Linked DNA regions of Mus musculus: region 1 is linked to region 2. A link is a loop called in an ENCODE intact Hi-C map of the cell type or tissue named here. Cell type or tissue: left cerebral cortex. All regions are shown on one strand. Each heading gives the region's core, and the rest is flanking DNA. Links, peaks and the distances in the headings are about the cores only.

The links. Hi-C counts contacts between places; a loop is a spot of excess contacts. Peaks named below come from ENCODE experiments on the same cell type or tissue, not always from the same donor. Only the 100,000 strongest peaks of a DNase experiment are listed, where the experiment ranks them.
Region 1: a loop joins it to region 2, with 6 times the contacts of the local background. A loop is called at or near these places in 2 of 42 quality-filtered maps.

What each region holds. Positions count from the first base shown.
Region 1 is chr14:51,767,714-51,775,389 of GRCm38, reverse strand. It overlaps Ang4 (angiogenin, ribonuclease A family, member 4), which reads left to right and starts at 1,800. Exons shown (of 2, transcript NM_177544.4): 1 at 1,800-1,878. In left cerebral cortex, for the core only: a CTCF peak has its summit at 3,875 (motif pointing left); a DNase peak (open chromatin) is centred at 3,820.
Region 2 is chr14:52,019,683-52,027,358 of GRCm38, reverse strand. It overlaps Zfp219 (zinc finger protein 219), which reads left to right and starts at 6,626. Exons shown (of 5, transcript NM_027248.2): 1 at 6,626-6,836. Tmem253 (transmembrane protein 253) reads right to left here. Exons shown (of 7, transcript NM_001033805.3): 7 at 7,572-7,676. In left cerebral cortex, for the core only: a CTCF peak has its summit at 4,234 (motif pointing right); DNase peaks (open chromatin) are centred at 4,208, 4,512, 5,657, 5,957 and 1 more place; H3K4me3 peaks cover 783 bases; H3K27ac peaks cover 840 bases.

The DNA of each region.
Region 1 (7,676 bases), core at 1,758-6,757, 250 kb after region 2:
TGTCCTTGGTAAAATTACAAGGAATGAGGAGTGGGGAGTGAGTTATAGCTCTTCTTTGTGAATTTTTTCTCAGCCTGTTTATTCTTTGTGTAGAGAAAGGCCATTGACTTGTTTGAGTTTATTTTATATCCAGCTACTTCACCGAAGCTGTTTATCAGGCTTAGGAGTTCTCTGGTGGAATTTTTAGGGTCACTTATATATACTATCATATCATCTGCAAAAAGTGATATTTTGACTTCTTCCTTTCCAATTTGTATCCCCTTTTGTTTTCTAATTGCTCTGGCTAGGACTTCAAGTACAATGTTGAATAGGTAGGGCGAGAGTGGACAGCCTTGTCTAGTCCCTGATTTTAGTGGGATTGCTTCCAGCTTCTCACCATTTACTTTGATGTTGGCTATTGGTTTGCTGTAGATTGCTTTTATCATATTTAGGTATGGGCCTTGAATTCCTGATCTTTCCAAGACTTTTATAATGAATGGATGTTGGATTTTGTCAAAAGCTTTCTCAGCATCTAACGAGATGATCATGTGGTTTTTGTCTTTGAGTTTGTTTATATACTGGATTACATTGATGGATTTCCGTATATTGAACCATCCCTGCATCCCTGGGATGAAACCTACTTGGTCAGGATGGATAATTGTTTTGATGTGTTCTTGGATTCGGTTAGCAAGAACTTTATTGAGTATTTTTGCATCGATATTCATAAGGGAAATTGGTCTGAAGTTCTCTATCTTTGTTGGGTCTTTTTGTGGTTTAGGTATCAGAGTGAATTTTTATCTCCGTGTCCTTGGCACAGGGAGCCAGGCAAGTGCCTGGCTAGGTCTTTTTACAATTATCGCATCTCTGGTTGTCAGGCACAGAAACAAACAAACAAACAAACAAACAAAGGCTTTTTGCTGGCTATAGAGAGCAAAGAGCTTCTTTCTGGCTGTATCCCCAGAGATGGGGGAAAACAGGCTTGGGGGGACGTTCATGGGCTTTACCTTCCAGGGAGAAATGCTCTAAGTTGGGGTCTCACAAAATCACATGCAAATATCTATACAATGATGAAGGAAAATCTAGAAATTGACAAAGAGCTAAAATAATGCAATCATGCCCTAGATATAAGATAAACGTATAACAATTTTTAAAATTGCATATATATATATATATATATGTATATATATATATATATATATATATATATATGTCTGTGTACCACGCATATGCAATGCCTGGGGAGGCCAGACCAAGGCATCACTACAGATGGTGGTGAACTGCCATGTGGGTCTGAGAACTGAGCCTGAGTAAGTGCCCGCAACCACTGAGCTATCTGTCCAGCCCTGAAGATGTATATGTTAGAACAATTCTCATAGACTTCTTCACTTCCCTGCTGTGTAGTGTCTGGGTATTCGAAGTCTGACCCCGTGGCTTGTCTACTGTTCGATCTTGGCATTTCCTCATAAGCAGAGCAGACATGCATAATTCCTTCTGTACATGGTCCCCATAATGCTTAGATGTAGACAGCTGGTTTTACAACTGTGCTTTAAAGAACAGGAGTTTGAGTAGCCATATTTTTTTCCTGCAGATGGATGGAGGGAAGAGGAACTCAGGAAGTACTCATTCTCTTCCCTGAAAAAAATGTGTGGTCCACCAGGTGGTTACTATCTGTCCCAGGCATGCTCAGGGAAAGGTGAGTGACTCATTCTTTGTCCGTGATTAGTGTCCTTGGTTTACAAGTCTCTGCCAAAGTAGAGATACATAGGTTTCCCCACCCCGTCACACGAGCACTATATATTACCAGCCTGTGAGGAGTCTCTAGCTTGACACCGAAGGACCCTGTCTCCAGGAGCACACAGCTAGACTCGTCCCCAGTTGGAGGAAAGCTGGCCAGCTTTGGTAAGATTCTTCCTTGTGGGTGTTCAACTCTCTGCTTCTTTTCCTCTGTGCTCTTTCTAGCAGTTCATCTATTTTAGTGAAACCGATTATCCCCCCTTACGCTTTCTGGACCCAAACTCTCGCATTAAAAAGAAAAAAATTGAGAGTCAAAATTTAAAATGAAAACAGGTTCCTTTGGTGTGGTTTGTATCTGGGAAGCAATTAATGGGATTTTGAGCAAGGAGATGGAGATATAGGAGGGTTTCTTCAATTGTGATTAAAAGCCCCCAGACGCTTAGGAAGCCATTTGCAGAAGGGCATGTGACCTGCCGTGTTTTCTTCCATAACAAGCATATGGCTTGGCAGGAATAATAAGAAAAACCCCAAGTCTGGTGATGGTGGCCCACACCTTTAATCTCAGCACTGGGGTGGTAGAGGCAGGCAGATCTCTGAAGTCAAGGCCAGCCTGGTCTACAGAGTGAGTTCCAGTACATCCAGGGCTACACAGAGAAACCCTGTCTCCAAAAAGAAAAAGAAAACCCCAAGCCAGGAAGTGTTTTCAGCAGTACTTTCTCCTTGCTTCTTTCCTTAAAAAAATTATGGATGCTCTTTAAAAACAAAGTAGAACATGAACCAAGATCATAAGATGGTAGGTTGACGGAAGTAAGGAGGAGAGAGGAGGAGGAAGACCAGGCATCAGGTGTTCCATCAGCTGGACTGTTGAGAGGATACACAGAGAATACACAAAGTAGCAAGAGTATACCTAGGAAAAGGGTGTTTATCACATTGCCACCCCTGATGCAGGTAGTTTGCTATACATGTATAGGCTACAAAGCACTGCCAACCCAGAGAAACAGAGGAGGTCCATTCCTGTGAGCACTACCTGGTTAAGAATGGGTAAACTGAGTCTGCACAAGAGTTGGAACTATTCCACTGCAGAAATACGAATGACAGTCATTGTGTAGGTGACTAAGGTTCAGCACCTTTAGCCATGGCAGATTTACATCTGCACTCCCTAACAATAACACTCTTGCTTGTTTTCTCACAGTTATACCTTGCCTGGCTTTGAGGGGAGTTTTAGAGTTAAACACACAGTGAGACAGTTTCAAGGGAGTGGACAGTAGACACTGGTGGTTGAGGTGTCCTGCTGGAAGTTGCTTCCTGGGTGTTTTAGAGAAACCATTATGAGAGACTGCATTGGGTGGGTTGGTAAAAATTAATGTGGAATTTCTGCAAATTAGAAGCAAGTAACCCCTTTTCTGCCCACATAGGCCTGAGAGTTTCCAAAGCCTAAATAGCAAGTATCTTTTTAGGATGAAGACCCCCCCTATGTAGTGTTCATGGTACAGAGCCTTGCCTTACGCAGAGATACTTCAGGGAAGATGTGTTTCAGTGAAACTGGACCAAGGTCACCCCATCACTGATATCTATCAGTTGCTACCTTCTACCATCAACTGAGATTATCTAAATTTGCTGCTGCAATTCCAGTGTTGCTAGATGAAACCGGTAAAGAATCCATTAGTTTAGTAAGAACCACAGACTTTCAAAGCTGGAACCCCCTCTCATTTATGGATGGTAAAGCATAGGCCTAAAGAGAAACAGGAAGGTAACTACCAGAGAGATATTGAGAGTCTGCTGTGAAGCCAGCACTATGATTCAAGGTAAAGAATACAGATCCCTCTCGGCTGTAGATTATAGAGCAGCAGGAAGTATGGATAGATAAATGGTTGTTTCCCTAAGATCACATGGTGTGTTTGGAAAGAGCAGTCACGATAGCTGGTAACTGCTTGCTTTATGGTATCCATAGCATTTGGATCCTCCACATTATTGCTTTTGCTTTGGTGTCCTAAATACCCAGAACCTGGCAACTTTAGGCACTCTGACTGAGCCTACCAATACCCATTCCCCACAATCTGGGTTTTAAGTATAGGTTGGCATCTTCACAAGAGCCAACAGTCCTGCTACTGAATGGCAACATCCCTATCCACTGCTGCCACCTGCTGATCCTTTTGAGTATTACCAGCTCTTGTTATTTTTTTTTTTTATTTTTTTATTTTTTTTGTTGTTTAGGTTGGAGGTAGCCAGGCTAGTCCCAAAACATGACCCAGTCCTCCTTGCCTGCTCTGAGATTGCAGGCATGATTGCAGCATCACACCCAGATCTTCCTCATTTTAAAAGAGAAATTACATCCAAGAAAGAGCATCCCAAGACAAACATAAAGAGCTCAGCAAGTGGGTGTCATGGCGCCCGGCAGCTCTGGTGAAGTAGTCGACACAAGTAAATGCTGGTAACTCTTTAGGGGTGGTCGTGCCTTCTGCACGTGTGCACCATCTCTTCTCAATAAACGAAACAACAAACAAAAAAACCACACACATTTGATTCTGTTACAGATCATAATCTGCTATTCTTTATGGAAGTTTGTTATTTTAGCGCTGTGAAATGACCAAGAATTTGGTGTTCTTTATAGCCTTATACTGAGTCTTTGGTTATCATGAAATAGAAACGGTGGGCTAGAGTGAGATGCTAATTAGAAGGGCAGTTCACTTCCCACTCCATCACCCATCTTACACATGCTCAGTAGAGCCTTCAACCCCTGACCTCCTAGATTCCAAGCTATACTCCTGACTCTGCACTACTGAGCAGATTATAGGCTGAGGTCCAGGACCTCAGCCTTCTACACACATCACATACAAGCACACACACACACACACACACACACACACACACACACACACACACACACACACACTCGCACATGCACATACACCCAAACACACATGCATGTACACACCCGCACATGCACATACATGCACACACACCCACACATGCACATATGTGCACATGCTCACACACACACACACACAGTAAAAGTAAAAGTGTTCAGACCTACGCATGAGGGAAACACAAAATAAAATTAATGGTTAACTTAATGCAGCTGAGAAACAAAATGCAGGGTACAAACAAAATAAAACTTACTTGGAGCTGATTTTCTCTTTAACTGACATTCCCTTAGGCTGGCTGAAGATGCAACATTCCTTGCATTTATTTATTTACGACAAGGTCTCCTGTATCCCAGGCTGTCCTTGATTTGGCTATAGAGACCAAGATGATCTTGAACTTCCAATTCTTCTGGCTCCACCTCCCTAGAACCACATAAACTAGGTGTGGTAGTTCTTAAGGAAGATCAAGAGTTTGGGCCCAGCCTGGGCTACATAGCAAGACCCTGTCTCAAAGTAAAACAAAACAACAAAAAAATCAAAACATAAAAGTTGATTTCTCCTGCTAAGTGTGGGGGCACTCATGGTCATCTGATATGATGGGGTTCTGTGTGGAGGTGCAGGTTTGTGTGTTTCTCAGAAGCCGTGTACCATGTACCATGTTTTCTGGGACCTGAACCTCACCAATTACAATGCTGGCTGGTAGGGATCCTCGTGTTTCTACCTCCACAGCACCAGGAATACAAGTGCTTGTCATGGAGTCCAATTTTTTACTTACTTGACCATTTCCTCCCTGTAGTGACCTTTTTTAAGTTTTATTTTTATCATTTTAAGTTAAGTGTATGAGTGTGTGTGTGTGGGCAGGTATGTGTAAGAGAGTTCCTGGTGTCCACAGAGGTCAGAGCATTGGATCCCTTGGAGCCTGGGTTGCCAGTGGATGTGAGCAGCTTAGTGTGGGTGCAGGGACTGAAACTCAGGCTCTCAGAAGAGTAATATACACTTTTAACTGCTGAGCCATCTCTGTAGCCCCACCACGAGGAGGGTTTTATGTCTCAGGATGATCTTTTTATATTTTTTCTCCAAAGAATTAAGGATATGATCAGAAATTGCTCAATATCTATTATCTCCCAGTTCTCAAAATTTCAAATTTCCTAAGAAATAACATTTTAAAAGTCCATAAGAGAAGATCCAGCAATACCACTTCTGGGCATATACCCAGAAGATGCTCCATCTTGTAATAAGGACACTTGTAACGCCCCACTGTGTTCATAGCAGCCTTATTTATAACAGCCAGAATCGGGAAAGAACCCAGATGCCCCACAACAGAGAAATGGATACAGAAAATGTGGTACATTTATACAATGGAGTACTACTTAGCTATTAAAAACAATGAATTTATGAAATTCTTAGACAAATGGATGGATCTGGAGGATATCATCTTGAGTGAGGCAACCCAATCACAAAAGAACACATATGATTTGCACTCAGTGATAACTGGATATTAGCCCAGAAACTCAAAATACCGAAGATAAAATTTGCAAAACACATGAAACTCAAGAAGAAGGAAGACCAAAACGTGGATACTTCGATCCTTCTTAAAAGGGGGAACAAAATAGCCATGGAAGGAGGTACAGAGACAAAGTTCAGAGCAGAGACTGAAGGAATGAGTGTCTAGAGACTGCCCCACCTGGAGATCCAGTCCATATACAACCACCAAACCCGGACACTATTGCCGATGCCAACAAGATTTTGCTGACAGAAGCCTGATATAGCTGTCTCTTGAGAGGCCCAGTCGGTCATCAATGGGAGAAGAGGCCCGTGGTCTTGTGAAGGTTCAATGCCCCAGTATAGGGGAATTCCAGGGGCAAGAAGTGGGTGAGTTGGGGAGCAGGGGGAGGTGGGAGGGGGTAGGGGATTTTCAGAGAGGAAACTAGGAAAAGGGATAACATTTGAAATGTAAATAAAGAAAATATCTAATAAAAAATAATAATAGTAAAAAGTCTATAAGAAAGTCAAATTCCAGAAGAAGACACCTTGGCCCTATGGCTTATGAGTGGCAGATGTGTGATGCACAGGGTAAGCTGAGAACTCTGGGGAGGTGATGGTAGGAATCTTCTCTCTTCTCCTCTTCAGAAAGATCTTACAGGGGTTTTTAAGTCCCTTGCCTTCATAAAGAGATCTCTGTTTTGTTTTGTTTTGTTTTGTGTTTCGTTTTACCACACTGTAAGATCGATCATTTGTCTATGCTAGCAGTATTACAAATGTAGGAGACACAAGAAAATATTCTCTCAGATAATGCAAAGAGCCTCTGAAGAAGACCACTCTGAAGATGAAGCCTGAGTTCCCCATTTTGCTCTCTAAGAGCTTCTTCTAGACCCACTTCAGGTAGCACATAACGTGTTCCATTCTCCCTATGCACTGCATAGCAACTCTGCCCTCTGGGAGAAGTAGACCTGCACCCTTCATCCCAAGGTGATCTCTACAGCTTTCTTCATTGATGTGGAACTGAGTGACTGCCTGGAATTCTTGCGCGCGCTCCACTGGCCAGGAAGAACGACGCTGCAACAGGATCCTTCTGCACACGTTTATTGGGAGAGCTTGATTGTAGAGGAGAAAAGACCTCGAGCCCAGAACTGGTGCTACTTTTATAGGCCTAGGACAGGTGTTCTCTCTCATCTGATTGGTTAACTTGTCTCTCATCTGATTGGTTAACTTTTGTCAATTCTCAAAACCTCACCTTGCCAAAAGAACCTTTACTGGCTATGTATGTGTGGTGGCCAGCTGTAGCCAACTGCCACTCTGTAACTGCCACTCTGTAACTGCCACTCTGCAACTGCCACTCTGCAACTGCCACTCTGTAACTGCCACTCTGCAACTGCCACTCTGTAACTGTCACTCTGCAACGGCTTCCCACATCTCCTCCTTTTTGTTTTAATAAAATGAGGCTGGTCTAGGCCTGTGCAATTATGTCCATCCGCCATGGCTCCTGTTTTAGGTCATTCCTCTAATGTCACAGCCTTTCCCGTCATAAGGTAACCCTATCACCACTGGGCCCCATGTCTTAGGTTGGTCTGTGCATGAGGAAAGTTGCCCGTCTCTGGA
Region 2 (7,676 bases), core at 1,196-6,195:
CACATATACCACTTTAGCTAGTGGGGGCTATTAGCAATTATTAGCTGCTGGGAGAGGGAGAGTTTCTTCTAAGCATATAGCCTCTGGTAAGTTGATCACTGTCCAGTAAAAGACCACACATGCAAGAATATTTGGCCTGCCCAAATTGGTCTTGATGGGTAAAGAAAGAAAGAGGATACAAATGTAGGTGGATAGTGAAGTGGGTGGGTTGGGGAAGTGGGATGAATGTCATCAAAACAGGTGTGGCACTCTCAAAGAACTAATGAAAATAAGAAGTGCAAGGTAAGCCAGGCATGGTGGTGCATGCCTTTCGTACAGTACCACTATGTAGGTGCTGGGATCAAACCTAGGTTCTCTGGAAGGGCGTCAGGTCTTCTGAGTCACTCAACCATCTCTTCATTCCTTCTGGCCTTGAACTCTTCAAGGTTCACGCCTTTAATCCCAGAAGTCAGGAGGCAGAAGCAGGTAGATCTCTGACCTAGCCTGGTCTACAGAGAGGGTTCTAGGATAGCCAGTGCTATGCAGAGAAACTGTGTCTCCCATAAAACTGAAACTAAATAAAAAATAAAAATAAAAGGTAAAGATAGTACCATCAAGCCAGTGTGAGCTATTCACAAAGTTCCTGTCTCAAAATAAGCACACAGTTCTTTCTTTCGGTCAGTACATAAGCACTAATTTTCATAAAATGTAGGTTTAGAGCTATATATCGAACAACAAGGAGACTTGAGTAACATAATCATGGTGGTACAAGAGGCCAAGGGAGCTTCCCAAAGAGAATGAGGGCTGAACAGATGGAACGTTGAAGGCTAGAAAACAGCAACTGCTAACTGGCTAGAACTGGATACAACAGCTTGAGTAAGATTTAAAAGTAAACATATATGCAAAGTGAGAATTTTTGAGTCAGCTATTTTGACATGATTTGACTTCCCACCAGTAATTTGTTTTAACATCTCAGTAACATATGCAACAAACAGTCCTGACCCTCCCTCAGCCCGTTGGCAAAGTCATTGCCATCCTCCTCCTCATCATCACTGGGCTAATCAAGAGAGGGGGCTGAGTTAGGGGTACTTGGTGTGTGTGTATAATTTTTTAACATTTTAATTTTATTTTTAATTTTGTGTCCATTTGTGTGTTTGTGTGAGTGGTAAGGGCAGGAGCCTACAGAAACCACAAGAGATTGCTAGATCCCTTGGAGCTGGAGATATAGGCAGTAGCAGTGAGCTACTATGTGGGTGTTGGGAGCTGAACAGGGGTGTAAGGGAATTACATGCTTTTAACCACTGAGTTATCTCTCTAGCACTCAAATCAATTAAAAAAAAATGATTTAAGGTTCTACATTAATGCTACCTTCTTCAAGTCACCAGATTGTGACGTGCAAGGAAAGGGACATGAGAGACAACAACGGAAGTTAGGTGGGAGCCAGATCACATAAGGCAGTGCCCCATTTTAAAGGGTTGAACTTGATCTTTTGGATGAGAGAGGGGACTAAGGGGCTTTTAAGCATGGTCACACTTATTTGGTGACACAAAAGCATAGAAACTGGTTCAGAATTTGTAAGACCGCTGGAGAGAAAAGGACAGCTTCAACAGCAAGAGGAAAACGCTACAAAATATGGTTGTGCTCGGCTATTGTAAACGAAAGCACAGGGTGTAACACTGAGCTGTGCAACTAAGTTGCCACTCATCTTATAAGGGAAAAAAAAAAAAACTTAGGAGGAGGGGCTGGAGGGATGGCTCAGCGTTAAGAGCACTTGCTGCTCTTGCAGCGGAGCTGGGTTTGATTCCCAGCACCTACATGGAGGACTGAATGGTTGGTAACTCCAGTTTCAGGAAAGCAGTGCCATCTTCCAGCCTCTAAGTGCAGCAGGTGGGCTTGCAGTAGAGATACATATATGTAGACAAAACCCACCCACACATATAAATCTTAAAGAGCGGCAGGAGGGGGCAGGAGAGCTGGAGAGTGGTTTTTCACTAGCTGCTCTTCTAGAGGACCCAGGTTCAATTCCCAGCACCCGAATGGTAGCTCTGTACTGTCTGTAACTCCAGTCCCAGGGAACCCCATTCTCTTTCCTGCCCTCTATGCGCATTTCAGTCATGAGGTGTACTTTCAAGCATGCACACAAAACGTTCATACACATAAAAATAAGTAAAAAATTTAAATAGTAATTAAAAAAAAAAGCCTTGGAAGAGGCAAAGGAGAGACAGCAACAACGCAAGGGGAGAAGTGCAGACATTTGGACGAGCCTTTGCTGTCCTAGGTCTCCTGTTGGTCTCTTAAATACAAGAATCTTGACAATGTTCACATCTTCCTTATGTCCATCTAGGGCATTGCATTTCAAGGCAGGGAGGAGTGATTTTGATCCTTTGGGGGCTAGCCAGCAAAGTTTGGAAAACATATCTGGTTGTCATAGTAGTAGGGAGGTCAAGTAGATATTGGTCAGTAATGAAGGGCAGGACAGAGCAGTCTTCCACAACAAAAACTGGTATGATCCAAATACCAAAAATGTCAAAATGAGTGTGGTCGGTTGAATAGGTCTGGCACCCATAGATACATGTGTGTGAAGGCTCAGGCATAGGAAGTGGCACTATTTGGAGGTGCTCCCTTATTGGAGGAGGTGTAACCTTGTTAGAGGAAGTTTGTCACTGTGGATGTGGGGCTTTGTGGTCTTAAATGCTCAAGCTATGCCCAGTGTGAAATACAAAAATCTAGTCTCCTTCTGCTGCCTTCAGATCCAGATGTAGAACTCTCAGCTCTTTCTCCAGTACCATGTTTATCTGGATGCTGCCATGCTTCCCACCATGATGATAATGGATTAAACCTCTGCATCCACAAACCAGCCCCAATTACATGTTTTCTTTTATAAAAGTTGTCTTGGTTATGATGTTTCTTCACAGCAATGAAACCCTAACGAATGAGAAGAAACTCTGTTTTTGGAATACCAGTCATCTTACATTATAGTCTTGCCTGGGCTCAGTCATTCAGATTAGAGAGCATGGGTGTATCAACTAAAAATTATCGAACTGGAGAGATGACTCAGCAGCTAAGAGCAGTTGTTGCTCTCTCAGAGGAGCTGGCTTCAGTTCTATTCCCACAATCATCCACATAGCAGTTCACAAACATCCATAATTCCAGTTCCAAGGGATCTGAAGGATTCTTCTGACCTCAGGCACCAGGCACACATACATACTCACAGGCAAAACAGTCACATAAAATAAATTTTAAAATGAAAAAAAATATCACCTATAATATACATGTATTGATGTACATATGTATTATATATGTATATACTACAAGAGGCTGGAGAGGTTAAAAGTACTTGCTGTTCTTACAGAAGATCTGAGACAGACAGGTGGATTTCTGTGAGTTTGAGGCCAGCTTGACCTATATACAGACTTCTAGGTCAGCCAGTATTACACAGTAGGACCACATCTTGAAAAAAACAACTCACTACATGTGATGATGCACACTTGTAATTCCAGCACTCAGGAGACAGAGACGGGATGATCACTGTAAACTTGAGGATAACCTGGTCTTCAGATTAAGTTTTGGGCCAGCCACTGGCTTTTTAAACTACAGATGTTATACGAATATTGTGATAACGAAAAATAGCACCAACCAAAAATGCTTTCCCACCTTCAGAAACAATCACCCTGCAGTCCAGTTTAGGGCAGTCTCCTAGTCCTTGGAGACCTTAATCACGCGTTTGCAGACCCCTTTGTATTAACTGGCACTACGGACCACACCACTGCCATCCTGCTCAGTGCATCAACTGGATATGGAATCTGCAGTAGTTGGGCCAGTCCAGATAGAGGTCATGGTATAGAGCAACAGTAAGCAGGCCTTAGACAAGAAAATGGCACCAGACACTACACGGCAGGCCCATGGCGTCCAGACACCACACGGATTATCTCTCACTAAGATGAGGAGAATCGTACTTCTAGGCGAATTAACTAGGCCAAGCAGGCAGGTCCACCTCCCGTTGTTGCTGGGCTCCAGGCCAGGAATGTATAACAGACTGGAGGCCTAGTGGAGTCTGATGCCTCCTGTACCGCCCTCCGTCCAGGTCAGGTTTCCCGGATGTTCAATGACGCATGCGATGGGGGGCGGGGTTGGGGAAGTCTGGTGAGACTTCACAAAGTGGAGAGGAGATTCTTTGCTCTAACCAAGCTACTTTCTAGTGCCATTTCTAGAAGGAAGACTTTTGTGATACCTCAACCCGGACAAGAGGCCACGAGGTGGCAGCAGAGGACTCAGCCTGAAACTTAAACCCCCGAGCCAAAAAAGCAGGTCGAGAAACGGAAGAGAACTCACTTGGGAGATATCGTCAGTTGTAGTCAAAGTCAGAATAAATGACTGAATTTCAAAGAAACGAGAGTAATATTCATCAGAATGGGGTTTCCCCGCCCCAACTCTCACAGGCTTAAGTTGCAAAGGAAGTCGTCCAACTTGAACTGTCTCTTCTAAGAGAATAGAAGGGGTCGTGACCTTTAAAAAGTGACGTCAGCAGGAGCCTTGTCACAATCTCTTTTTGTTAAGTTCTAATTGAAATAAAATGGGTGACCTCCATAGAGGCTGCCAGATCGGTGCAGAATGGGTCAGATGGCGTGGTCACTAGGAGCATGGTAGCCATGCAGAATTCTAGAGTAGCCAGGGACTCTGGCCCAGTCAGGGTGGCGAGGGTAGTCATGAGAAACAGAGAAGACTCCCTTTTGGCTTGTAGCATGCAAAAGGTAACAGACAGAGGAGGAGCCTGAAGCAATCTCCTGATTTATATGCTAATGTACCTGCCTTTCCACATTCCCTTACCAACCCCACTCCCAGCTGACCATCAAAACTCTCTTCCAGTATTGCAAAATATCCCCCCCCACCCCCACCCCCCCGCAGGCAAACTGACCTTTTCCTGGAAAGCAATGTCTAGAGGGGTAGTTTCATGTTTAACCCCTCCAACACAGGTGTGTTTCACCAGAGCTACAGAAACCGCACTGTACATCCCAACCCCCCAATTCTTCTAGTTGTTTTCTGGTTTTTCAAAACAATTGAGTTTTCCTGTGTAGCCCCAGAGGTCCTAGAGTTAGCTCTGTAGACCAGGCTGGCCTTGAACTCAGAGTGATCCTCCTGCCTCTGCCTTCTGAGAGCCAGGATTCAACCCAAATTTTTGCCATCTATTTGCATAATGCAGAACTTGACACTTCAGTCTACTGAACTATAGGCTGAATCTGACCCTTGAATTAAAAAAAACATTTTTTTTATTATTAATACTTAAAATAAGAGTGTTCTAAATTTCTGACTTCTATTCAAATCCGGAAACCATGGCACTACCGGAGCCAGAGCTGCCCACGGCAGTAGCTGGTGGAGTTGAGGACAGACATCCATTTAGCAGTGTGTACTGCTGAGTTCCCAGCAGTTCTCACTTCACAGGCAATCTAGTTCACTCACTTACACCATTATCTGCCTTCTTAGACAATTTATTTTCCACCTCTCAAGGGCCTCATCATTTTAGAGGTCTTGTGCATGACTCTATTTTCGCCATATGATTCAGTAAGATAAGCAGAAGAAGCATGGTGTAATGGCCATGCAAATGAAGTGTAGTTCAGACAGATCTTATGCGCTCAAGCAACAGAGCCAGAATCTAGGTCTCCTGACGCCTGGTCTTGTTTTTCTCCCACTAAGAATTTCACACGGAAGCTCACTGAACTAAACAAGGAGAAATAGGCATGGTTGCTAGTAGACAAATCCCAACTGCGGAGCCATTCAAGCTTCACCACAAATTTCCAACCTTTTCCTTAAATTGTTTGCTCCCCCTCATATTCTATAGTATCTTCCCCAGGAAACTGAGTGAGGCTTTACGACTTAATTTGGCCAACCAATTGTGATGGAAGTTAACATGTATCCATTTGGCGAGCAGCACTGCAGAATTCATAAACAATTCTTCACACTTAGTTCACGATGTAGTGGGGGAGGCAAACTTATGGTGACACAGTAGGGTCTTCATACAGTAAGGCTCAGTCAAGCATGGTGAGTGGCACGTGCCTTTAACTCCAGCACTTACAGGCATGTGGATCAAGGTCTACATGGCAAGTTCCAGGCAGGCAAAGATACATGTGAGACCCTGCCTTTTAGAAAAGAAAAGAAAAGAAAAGAAAAGAAAAGAAAAGAAAAGAAAAGGAAAGAAAAGAAAAGGAAAAAAAATTGAGCCTCCAGCATCTTAGGATCTTAATAATTTACAATGAACAAAGGCCCTTGTCGGTTATTCTGGACACAAAGTAATGAGAAATAAAACCAGAGGTTTTGGCCCTGAGTGTTCAGCATTGTTAAGAGACCCATTTATACGGTCCTTGAGTTTCTCTTAAGATGCAGAATGCAATATCCAGGTTTCCGATTACCGCGGTAAAAGCTGGAAGACAGCTAATTGCTGTTTTCTCTTTATAGTTTCTTTGGCCACTACGTCCTGACTTTGAAGAAAAATATTCTTTTCTCAGAGCCCTTCACTATCCCTGCAGTTTGATTGGGGGAAGAGAAAACATGGAGGAGGCCCGGATTGCGTTCTCTCCATTCCAGAGCCTGATCCCAGATCTGTCTCCACCCACTAATACTCACACGTAACTTTGTCATAGGGCGACTATTACCACTCCCAAGGTGTCACAAACAGAAAGGATCTGCAGCTGGCGCCACTGCAATGTCAAGGCAAGCCAGCCAGGCTGCGCTCTAGCCTCACTGGTACCTGGGCTTGCCTGAGCCCGGAGAAGCAGCATTCTCTAGGGAAAAGAAGCCTTCTCAAGTGGGAACAAAAATGAATGTGAGGCGAACACCCATCCCGGGCACTATGTGAATTTGGGGTGAGTTCTCTTAGGCCTAGTCAATCTCTACTTTTTAGCAGCTACTAAGCTGTCCCCCCTCTCCCCGGTGCTATTGGGATCCACCGTTTTCCTGGGCTTTCTCCGCTCCCCCAAACCAACCGAGTCTATCATCTTTGTACACTTGCAGAGGTCATAAGTGGTGTGGGCACAGTACAAAAAGAGCTTCAGCGACCGTACCGCTGCAGGGATCAAAGGCCCGCCGGGGGCGGCCGAAAGGCTGAGCCTGCGCAGTCCTGCTCCCGCCTTGGAAAGGGTGGCGGCCACGCGGGCTCGGTCCACCAGCGTGCTCGCTAGAGGCGGGAAAGTCTTAGGTCGGTACCCCCGCCTGCCCAGCCAGCCTGTCCTCTCCAGCTCCCGGCCCGGGGGGGAGGGGGCGAGGAGGGCCGGCGCCTCTGACTCATCATCTCCAACCCCCTTCTCGCGCGCGCTCCAAGTCTCAGGACTTTGAACCTGGGCACTCGCGCGAGGGGCGCGGCGGCAGCACCAGGGGAAGCGCGGCTTGGCCCGGCGCCGACCCCCAGCCTTTGTCAGTACCGGCAGCTGCGGGCACGAGGGCTAGAGACCCGCAGCCGGTGGCGGTGACCTGGCCGCGGTGGCGGCGCCTCTGTGCGCGACGGCCCTCCCGGCGCCTCCCCGCACGCGGGGCCAGTGGTCGCGTCCGAGGAAAACTCGGCTAGGCCTTGCTCCCAGCGCCTGGCGTCACTCAGCAGATGCACAGCGCCCCCGCCGCCGAGGGAAGGCTCTTTATTTTGCAGTAGGTCACGGGGTAGCGGGGCATCCTGGGATTTGTAGTCTCGGGTGAATTAGGCAGGACCCGGA